Linked DNA regions of Homo sapiens: all the other regions are linked to region 3. A link is a contact called in ENCODE Hi-C data. All regions are on one chromosome and are shown on one strand. Each heading gives the region's core, a stretch centred on a gene start or an enhancer-like site at or near the end of the contact. The rest is flanking DNA. Distances are from core to core; before and after follow the strand shown. Region 1 holds the start of RPUSD4 (RNA pseudouridine synthase D4). Region 2 holds the start of CDON (cell adhesion associated, oncogene regulated). Region 3 holds the start of PRDM10-DT (PRDM10 divergent transcript).

Region 1 (3,245 bases), core at 42-2,541, 3.8 Mb before region 3:
GGGCCTTTTCCCTCTTTCACAAATGCATTTTTTAAATCAATCTTTCCTGATTCACTTCAGCTGTCCCTGACAACTACATGCAACATCTGTTGAAAGACATTTGAAGGTCCACTAAATTCCAGTCACTCTGGGGTTGTATGTTACATATACTCCAACATACATACACACACACACACACACACACACACACACCCCCTTTTTTCTTATGTATCATTTTCTCATTCCCAGTTCTGATGGAAGATAACCTTTAGTCTAGAACCACACAGCCTTTGTATATCTCTACAGCGATCCCTGTAGTCTGCACACAGCGTATTCTACGAATTGCTTACTGTCAGATGTTTAGAAAGGGAGGACTGTCTTATTTATTTATTTCTGTGTTCTCGGTGGTTCCTTATATTGGACGGTAGTTTACAAAAGTTTAATTAATTTGAATGCAAGGCTTTAGAGTGCACCACAAGTAACGTCTCAGTTTTCCTCGGTTGTAGCAGAAAGCAGCTGCAGGTTCCTCCACCTTTCCCGCGTGGTCCTTACCATGCACAGGGAGACCGTAGGGCTTATTGATGACCACAAGGTTCTTGTCCTGGTGGAGAATTCCTCGGGTCAGTGCCTTAGCAAGCACGTTGGGGTGGACTCGCTGCAGCTGCCGTGTGAACCGCACTATTTCTTGCACTCTCCGCTGAACAGCGTTTGTGGACACCTAGGGAGAAAGAAGGAGCCGTGGGGAATGCCTGGTGCGGAAGCCGTGGAGAAGACCTTCCATAAAGGTCTGGGTGAGAATCTGAGTAGGGAATGACTATCTTTGCATCAGACCCGCGCCGCCTTCGACTAATTTGAGAGCAGAGATACCCATCTGTCTAACCTGCGTACCGACGCAGTGGTTAGGACTGAGCCTGACAGTAGCCAAAGATCCAGCTCACGGGAAAACACCGTACCCTTACTGACCCCTCCCCTCCGCCTTCTCCCCATTCTCCCACCTTGCGTCCGGGCTATTGACTCACACGCTTTCACTCAGAGGACCCTCCTACCTACTCCCCGTCTGGGAAACCAATGAGCGCACTGCCTCTAGGGAGTTCTGGTCCCTTTGGACTCACCGGCTCCTTCTTTGTGTCTTGTTCCCGTTTCTGGGCTCGGAGCTTCTCCGCTAATCTCTGGGCATTTATGGCCGTAGAGGCAGCGGCAGCGGCACAAAATGGCTTTGAGACGAGAGTGAAGAGACTCCCGCAACCTTGGCCGTTTCCCCGGATCCAGGGGCCCGACGCGCTCCACCTGGGCGCCGCCATCTTACAAGGAAGGGCGGGGCGAGCCAAGACCACGTGGAGAAGGGCGACTACAATGAGGCGGGAGTGGGTGGGCCCTGCAGGTCACGTGGTGCGGGGTGGGGCCTGGGCGAGTCACGTGGGGACGGTGCGCGCTCAGTGCGGCTGCGCCGGCCGGTAGCTGCAGCTGGAGCAGTGGCGTTTGGAGGAGACTCGGTGAGTGTGTAGGGAAGCCGGGCTGGGGCTGGGAAATGCCGGTGCCTCAACGGTTTAACGTTTTCTGCGTCCCCGGGATTTCCGTTCAAGAAGAGCACTGGTCTGAGAAACGTTTCTCCTTTTGGTACACGATCCCACTCAAAAACTCCTCCCCGCCCCCGCGCCCCCTTAGGAGCGATGTCCCATAAACGCTCGCCCCAGAGCCCTCCTAGGCACCGACGCCGTCCCTCTTAGCCACTGAATCTCCGGTGATCCGCCAGTCCCCTGCGGGACGCGTCGGGGACCCTCTTGATCGGATGCCCGGATCTCTGTAGTCTCTCCACCCTTCATCTTCCAACTCCCAGCCTCTTTGTTTCGCGTTGTAACCTGTACCCTTCTCCTAAGGATGACGGCCCCTTCCCTTATCCAGGGCCCCCAGCACCTATTTCCTACTTAGGAAGCACTGTGAGTGTTTTTTCTGCCCTTCCTCAAGAATTCATTTCTTGGGGGTCTCCTCCCTACCTTCCCTACTCCTCCTAAAGAAAAAGCTGAAAGAACGGAGCACAGACCTTCACTTTTCCTGTTTCCTTTATTTTTCCTCTCCATAGTTTGCAACCACACCATACCTCCTCTCACGAGATGCGATGTTGGGATTCCCTTGCCCGAACTGCAGGCGACTCCCTCTGATTTCACTCAGGGGTGGCTGGGAAGATAAACATCTGTTTGGGATGGTAGTGTTAAAAATAACTTGGGATATACCTGCCATTTGTTAAGAGGAAAGCTTATGCTGAGTTCAGAAAGAATGTCCTGAAAACTAATGGATCTGTGACGATAGAAGGAACAATTTTTTAAGACTGCTTGGAATGAAGGCTGCCTGAGGAGTTATTAGAGAATAGGTAGTTGAATTAGATTTGGGTTCTACACCTCCTAAAGGGTTTGGCAGAAGGGAGCCGTACCAACAAGAAACAAAGTTGATCAGGTGGAGCTACTCATAGAAGACTCAAGTTGAAGAGTTTGAACTAGAGGTGATACGTAGTGAGGAGTCTTTGAAGCTTTTCGAGTAGGGCAGAGAGACTCCTTGAAAGTGGAATTCTGGAAATGAATCTGGCAGTTGAATGCAGGACAGATGGGGAAGGAAAGGGTTTGATAGTGGGGAAGGAAAGGGTTTGATAGTAGGAAAACTAGTTACAATCTAGGTGGTCAGTGATGAGGTCTGGTCTTTTCCCCCTACACTGTAACTCCTTTGAGTTTGAATTAATTGAGTTATGCAGGTCAAGGCGTACTCTTGGCAGCTGCTGTTGATCTGTGAGTCCCTGGAAGAATTTTTTTTTTTAATCCACTCACCTGGCACATAGTAAACTCGATATCTGTTAGATGGCTGAAGTGCATCATAAATGTATGCTAGGTGTGTCTGAACATTTTGAATTGTCTTATTTCTGTCAATGTTTGGCCTGAAGAATGAAGGTAGAGGAAGATGTATTTGTAAAGTGGGAAAGAAGCAAGGCTTGTGTACGTTTCTCTTATAAGGCAGGTGTAAATGCAGATCCAGATACAAATGCAAAGATTTCCAAGGGAGATTGGGAAACATCTGTTTCTCCTGTTCCCCACCCACCCCCTGCAAATTTACCAGTAAGACAGAGGTCTATAAAAGTTGAGAAATTCCACCCTAAAAGAATTATTACCTTCCATGCTCCAGACCTAGGTTCTAATTTCACTTGAACATCACATATTACTTAGATACTTGAAGCTCAATTTTCCAAGGACCCTGAAGTTTTGACATCGGGACTTAAATTC
Region 2 (3,105 bases), core at 174-2,673, 3.9 Mb before region 3:
ACTGAGGGTGGGGGAGAACTACAAAATGTCATAGAATGTTTAGAATTATGCTGACAATAAACTCATTTCATTTTCTAACACCCTCCCCACCTTCCTCTCCTTGGAGACACTGTCCACTAGGTATGCCAAGTGTCAGTTGGGAATTTGAGGGTTATGTTATCAGCGCCGAAAGGAATCAGAATTCACTGACTTGGCGTCTTTCATCTTTACTGGCATAGGCCTGAAAATAAATCTCATGTGAGCTTTTAGTCCAACCTCCTGTTTTTCAAGGTGTCTGGTTTGGGACACAAAGGCTGACTTTCTGTTGATGAGGTTCTCTAAATTCTGGATTCCCACTGGAAAGCAGTCTGCCCTTAAAGCACCTGCCACCCTCTGTCGTCCTGATGAGGAAGGGCAGGCATTCTGGAAACAGCTCCTTTTGGAGAGCCTTCCACCTGATTTGGTGGGGTTAGGGAGAACAATGAAGGGAAGGGCAAGAGAGTCTATCTATCCCCCTCAGTGATTTATTGCTGAAATTCCTAGATGTGGAGAGAAAGCAACAAAGGTCTGGAAGCTGCCGACTGAAATAAATAGCGAGCTGTAATGTATTTAGCAAATGATAATGCAATCCACAGAAAGCTTTACAGAGGAGAAGGAAAAATACACTCCCTGGGGCTGGGAAGTCAGTGAGTCTTGTGAAGGCAGAGAAAGATACATTGTGCAGGAAATTTCTCTTGCTTCTCCCTACACATAAATCACTGTCTCTCGCGGGCGCTCTGCAGGGATGGAGATTGAGAGAGGCCAGGGACCCGGCTCCCTTGGGAAAACGCGCGGGCGCCCTAGCTCCCCGCTCTGCGGCATCTCACCTGCCCCCGAGGACCATCGTCAAGAAGAGGTTTCGTCGTGTCACTGACACCTCACCCCGCCTCCTCCCGCGAGGTGCCTCCGAGCCCCCGAGGACGCGGAACGCCGGGGCTCCCCGCCGGGCAAGCATCAGCATCCAGACCCCGCACGCAGCCCTGCACCCCCACGCCCTCCAGGGAACGCCGGCCCGCCCGTCCCCGGGACCTCCCGTCCCCTAAGCCAAGGCCCCCCAAGCCCAGTGCCCGCGCGCCACCCCTCCCTCCGACCCTGCGGCGGGACCCCCACCCCCGCACCTCTCCGCGGGGCTGGCTAAGCCTCCAGACCTCCTGCGCTGCAGCCGGCTCGGAAAGCCACCCCCAGGTCATCCCCCCGCGCGCGCGCGGCGGCGGCTACGGTGGCGGCGGCTGCGATCCGAACGGGCCCCTCCATGCACCGCGCAGGGCAGAGGAGGGAGCGGCGCCTCGCACGCCGGGGCTGGGGCGCTGGGCAGGGCGGGCGGGCGTGGGGTCCCGGGTCTCCTCGCACCTAGCCGCGCGAGCCGGGCTCCCGGGCTCAGGGGAGGGGAGCTGAGGGGCGGAGTCACCGGGGCGCGCCCCCGCGGCTGCGCTCCTCCCCGCCGGGGAGCGCGGGCACGTAACTCGGAGGGTGCTGGGCCGGCCCGGAGCACGCGAGCAGCGGGAGGAGGGACCGGGGAATGACTGACGGAGGCGGGCCGTAGAGGCCGCTGTGCCCCGCCGGCCCGCACCCGGCCGGAGTGTGCGCGCGCAGCCTGCCAGATCAGCGGCGGGGGCACGGGCCGTACCAAGTGACGGAGGGGGGCACGCTCTGGGCAGGACCCTCTCCTCGTCATTGACCTGCCTACTCTGCAAGAGAGATACCCCAGGGGAGCATAGAAGAGGCTTTTCTTGGGTGTAGGACAGGTAAGGGTGAGTTGCCTTACCAAGTCACGGAGATTCCCATCATGCCTGCACTCACGCTCCCCTCACCTTTCATTCCCTTGGAGAGACGGCTCTTCTGGCAGGTCTCCAAATGGTCGACTCTGTCCCCCGAGGCCCCGCCCTAGCCTCGTTCGGGCCCCGCCCTAGCCTCGTTCGGGCCCCGCCCTAGCCTCGTTCAGGCCCCGCCCCTCGCCCCGCCCCGCCCCTCGCCTCTACCTAAGTTCTCTGAGCCGCCAACGGGTGCATCCCTTCTCCCGGTTCTTGCCTGGTCTCTCTTAGGGTTCCAGCGGCCCACCGCTTATACCTCCTTCGCCTTTCCACCACTTTCCATGTTTAATTCCTTAGGCAGCTTCATCTGATTCCCCCACCACCACCCACCCGCCCTGCCTGCACATAAACGCAAGCAGGTAGCAAAACTCAGGGGCTAGGAGAGGCGTGGTGTGAGCCTTTGGCCCCAGAGTCTTTCCAACTCGTCCGTTGGACCTGCCCCAAGTTATCTGAACTCAATGAACTTCAGTTGTTCAAACAGAAAAAGGAAAAATAAATTTCTATTCAAAATGTTGCTGTGAAGCGTAAATACGATACTTTGTGAAAAGCACCTGCCACTCAGTGGGCATTCAAGGACTGTAACTTCTTTATAAATTGTTATTATTAGCAGTTAGCTCTTTTTTTTCCCCATCATCATTACTTACTATTAGCTTAACTACAAAAGGATCCCTAATAATAGTTAAGTTTATAAATACTCAGTACTGAACTTCAGGAGAAATATGCCAGTCCTCCCTTACCTTCTTACGTGAATTTTAAAAAGAAATGCTTTGAAAGTGTGGTATTGTTCAAGCAGGTTAGCTTTCTGCATTAGCTAGATTCAGGGTTTTTGTAAAGCCCCTGGAAAGAAAGTCAGTACAGGACGGAAAAAAAAAACACAATTTTTTTTCTTAAGACGGAGTCTCACTCTGTCGCCCAGGCTGGGGTGCTCTTGTTGCCCAGGCTGGAGTGCAATGGTGCGATCTTGGCTCACTGCAACCTCCGCCTCCCGAGTGCAAGCGATTCTCCTGCCTCAGCCTCCCAAGTAGCTGGGATTACAGCACGTGCCACCACACCCGGCTAATTTTTGTATTTTCAGTAGAAACGGGGTTTTGCCATGTTGGCCAGGTTGGTCTTGAACTCCTGACCTCAGATGATTCTCCCGCCTTGGCCTCCCAAAGTGCTGGGATTACAGGCGTGAGCCACCACACCCAGCCAGAAAAAAACTCTTAACTCTAGTTTGTCCTCCACTGTTCTATTGTTCACTTTTGGAGACCAAGAATCTATATGTTATTAACAA
Region 3 (3,324 bases), core at 14-2,513:
GGTCAGAAAAAGAGGCCACAAAACAGTCATGAGTGATTCTGCTGTTTTTAATAAAGGTTAAGTACTGCTAAGTTTAGAGAATTTGGGGTGACGAGACAGGCAAGGTTTCAACAGGCAAAGCAGCAGAATTAGGGCACAGGGCAGAGCTGGGTGGGTCTCATCACACATCTAATCCTCGATGACAGCACAAAGCCACCTCTCCTTGTGCTTAAGTGTACACGCACATTGATTGAAAATGCACTAAAATCCAACTCATCCACCAAGCAAGGCTAAAGGCGCGCACACAAATTCAACAGCGCTGCGTTCGCGTGGCTGGAGGGCAGACGGGGAATATTCCATTTTACTTAGTAGAGTATCAACACCTAGCTGCAGGGTTAAACCTGCTTAACAAAAGCTGGCGAGGGGCTGGAGAGGTGCACACCATCAGCCCTCTCCCGAGCGCCGACCGGCCTCGCCCTGCCTCTGCGCTGCACCCTGGGTGCAGGCGGACTGGGGCAGGGCCGCGACCCCGGCCTCGGCCTCCGCCTCCGCCCGGCCAGCCCCGACGCGGTGCCACGGGACAGACCCGCAGGGGCCACCCCACACCCCTGCGGGCCGGCCCCCCGCCCCGGTCCCGGACGCTAGCTTGGGAAGGCAGGCCGGGGGCCCAGCCATCGATGGCAAGTGGGCGGCGCGGCCTCCGCAGACAAAGCTGGGCGCCCCATCGAACAGGACCCTCCGCCCCACGCGCCCGCAACCGGCCAGCCCCGGAGCCCTGCCCGCACTGCCACCCCCAGCCCGGCGCCCGGCCCCCAGCCCCCGGTGCTCGGCTCCCGGCCGGCGGAGACCTGCCCGCCGCGCCCGGAGCGCCCGCGCAACCGCCGCCGCCGGAGCGCGCAGGCCGCCCAACCGCCGTCCCGGCCCAACCAACGCGGGCAGGGGAGGAGAGGTGCGCGCGGCCGGCGGAGCGTGCGAGCCACTCGGGGGTCGCAGGGGGAGGCTGCGCGCGGCGAAGGCAGGGGCGACGAGACGCCGAGGCCGGCGCTGAACGCGGCGCCAGGAGGGCCTGCTGGAGGGGGCCTTGCCCTCTTCCCCTTGGAAGGTGCAGATGGTTTGACCCCCCACCCCGAGTGAGGTGCCTCGTCCCAGCCCCGGCTGGACTGTACCATCGGGCGGTGCCGCCGGGATTTCTCCCCCCCACCACCACCATCAATTCCCCCCCCACCCGGGTCCGCGGTCGGTTGGCCCCGGCCGGGCTCTGAGACGCGGAAAGAGCTGGGCGCCATTTTGGGTGGGACTAAGCAAAGACGAAACACCCTCCCAGTCTATGGGGTAGTCTGGACCCTGGCTTATCTGGTTCCCTTAATCCTTTAGGTACTTACACGACGTTGGGTGAGGGGAGCTGGAAGATCAGCGGGTCCCCGATCCTCTCTCCCTAGGGGTGATAGAAATCAACCCCCCCCGCCACCTCCAGGTGGTTCTTCCCGCCGCAGAGTGGGAGCAGCATAAAAGGCGGGGTCTTATTAGCATAATCTGCCTGGCAACCTGATCTCGACGTTATATGATTGGTTAAACTCTGTAAGCCCCATGCCGTGCCTAGAGACGAGAAACGCTGGGGCGAACTGACAGGCCCAGATTTAGGAGTCATGACGAAGATCCTGAGACGCTTATTCAGTCTGCAGAGAAGCCAAAAGGAGATTCACATAATGGCCCAATGACTGAAGGCCTCTTTATTTCGTGCTCTGCTGTTCGTGTAAAACCCAATCGCAGAGCGGGTCTCAGGCGGCGCTCGCCTGCGTTTCTACTCTCAGCCAATCAGAAAACCCGACTCTTCGCATTGGGGTCAAGCCCCCGCTGCGGCCCGCGTGCTAACGGGGAGGAAGCTTCCAGCTGTGCCTGGGTGTCTCGGGCGCCGAGGGCAGCCTGCGCCCGTGCTAAGCCCGCCTCCCGCGCGCCCGAGGGCCCGGTGTCCCGGAAGACGCGCGGGGGTGAGGCGGCCCTCGCGTCCGCCCGCCCCGCCACAGATTGCCTCCGAAGTGGCCTGGCCGTGGAGCGCCGGCGAAAACCGAACTCCCGCCCGGCTCCCGGAGTCGGGAGCCTGCCGGGGTCTCGCCCTCAGGACCCCCAGGGAGCGGCCGGGCGCCGCCTATCACCCTGACCCACCGCACCTTGAGAGCGCTTTCACTGCGCCTCTTTTTTCTCCTCTACCAATCTGGAAAGGAAGTGAGTGTCATTTCAGACATTGAGAAACATTATTCAACACTGGTTACCCAGTGACTCAGCTCACTCCTTAACCGCAGGCTTCCACATCCTGCTGTCCCTTAAAATTGCCTTCACAAAGGGCAGCCAAGAGCCCAGCTTTGGAGAGATACCCAGCTCCAACTACCCACTGGCAGGCAATACGCAGGGCAGCTAGATGGCAGAGAGACCTTGGACCTTCGGACCTTCGGGGAGCGGTTTTCCCTTCGGTGATATCTACCTTGCTATGTTCGTGATATCTACCTTGCTACGTTATTTTGAAGATTAAGTGAGCTCTTACTTTACCGAGTAAAGTGCTTTGCTTAGCACACTGTCTGGAACTTAAATGAGAAGTACTGACAATATAACTTACAAAAATCCTAAACTATTGCCTGAGAAAAAGAGGGAGACAGGACAGCTAAGCAAAAGACGAGAATAGAAAACACCCACAGCGTGAAAAACTGTAAAATTAACTCAATAGTATTCTCTTTACTGTTTTTTGTTTTGTTTTGTTGTTTTGTTTTTTGATACGGAGTCTCGCTCTGTTGCCCAGGCTGGAGTGCAGTGGTGAGATCTGGGCTCATTGCAACCTCTGCCTCCCGGGTTCAAGCGATTCTCCTGCCTCAGCCTCTCTAGTAGCTGAGATTACAGGCATGCACCACCACGCCCGGCTAATTTTTGTATTTTCAGTAGAGATGGGGTTTCCCCATGTTGGCCAGGCTGGTCTCAAACTCTAACGTCAAGTGATTCTCCCGCCTTGGCCTTCCAAATTGCTGGGATTACAGATGTGAGCCACTGCGTCTAGTCTACCATTTTGTTTCTTTAAATAGCTGGAAACAACGTGGAAAGAAAAGAGAGCTTTTTTTTTTTTTTAAACTTCGTGACAGGGTGCGGTGGCTCACGCCTGTAATCCCAGAATTTTGGGAGGCCGAGGCGGGTGGATCGCTTGAGCACAGGCGTTCGAGACCAGCCTGGGCAACATAGTGAGACTCTGTACAAAAAACAAAAAGATTAGCCAGGCATGGCAGTACACATCTGTGGTTCCAGTTACCGGCAGGCTGTGCAGGAGGGTTACTTGAGCCCAGGAAGTCAAGGCTGCAGTGAGCT

What was found. A loop is a pair of places that touch in the nucleus more often than their neighbours do. Pooled maps may share reads with other maps.
Region 1: a pooled map shows a loop between it and region 3 (34-fold over the local background). The contact joins the promoter of RPUSD4 here to the promoter of PRDM10-DT in region 3. A Hi-C loop is called at or near these places in 2 of 37 single-sample maps with no recorded cell type and 9 of 50 pooled maps.
Region 2: a loop to region 3 is called in a map of CD8-positive, alpha-beta T cell, with 13 times the contacts of the local background. The contact joins the promoter of CDON here to the promoter of PRDM10-DT in region 3. A Hi-C loop is called at or near these places in 4 of 168 maps with a recorded cell type or tissue (CD4-positive, alpha-beta memory T cell, CD8-positive, alpha-beta T cell and naive thymus-derived CD4-positive, alpha-beta T cell), 2 of 37 single-sample maps with no recorded cell type and 15 of 50 pooled maps.

What each region holds. Positions count from the first base shown.
Region 1 is chr11:126,210,359-126,213,603 of GRCh38, forward strand. It overlaps RPUSD4 (RNA pseudouridine synthase D4), which reads right to left and starts at 1,292. Exons shown (of 7, transcript NM_032795.3): 1 at 1,092-1,292; 2 at 532-697. The coding sequence starts at 1,280. FAM118B (family with sequence similarity 118 member B) reads left to right here and starts at 1,424. Exons shown (of 9, transcript NM_024556.4): 1 at 1,424-1,472. RefSeq lists an enhancer at 1,077-1,306.
Region 2 is chr11:126,061,443-126,064,547 of GRCh38, forward strand. CDON (cell adhesion associated, oncogene regulated) reads right to left here and starts at 1,424. Exons shown (of 20, transcript NM_001378964.1): 1 at 1,137-1,424. RefSeq lists silencers at 1,182-1,851, 1,922-2,011.
Region 3 is chr11:130,001,361-130,004,684 of GRCh38, forward strand. PRDM10-DT (PRDM10 divergent transcript) reads left to right here and starts at 1,264. Exons shown (of 1, transcript NR_024233.1): 1 at 1,264-3,324. It overlaps PRDM10 (PR/SET domain 10), which reads right to left and starts at 1,475. Exons shown (of 21, transcript NM_199437.2): 1 at 1,362-1,475. RefSeq lists silencers at 509-688, 719-768, 779-1,098, 1,809-2,198 and an enhancer at 1,609-1,698.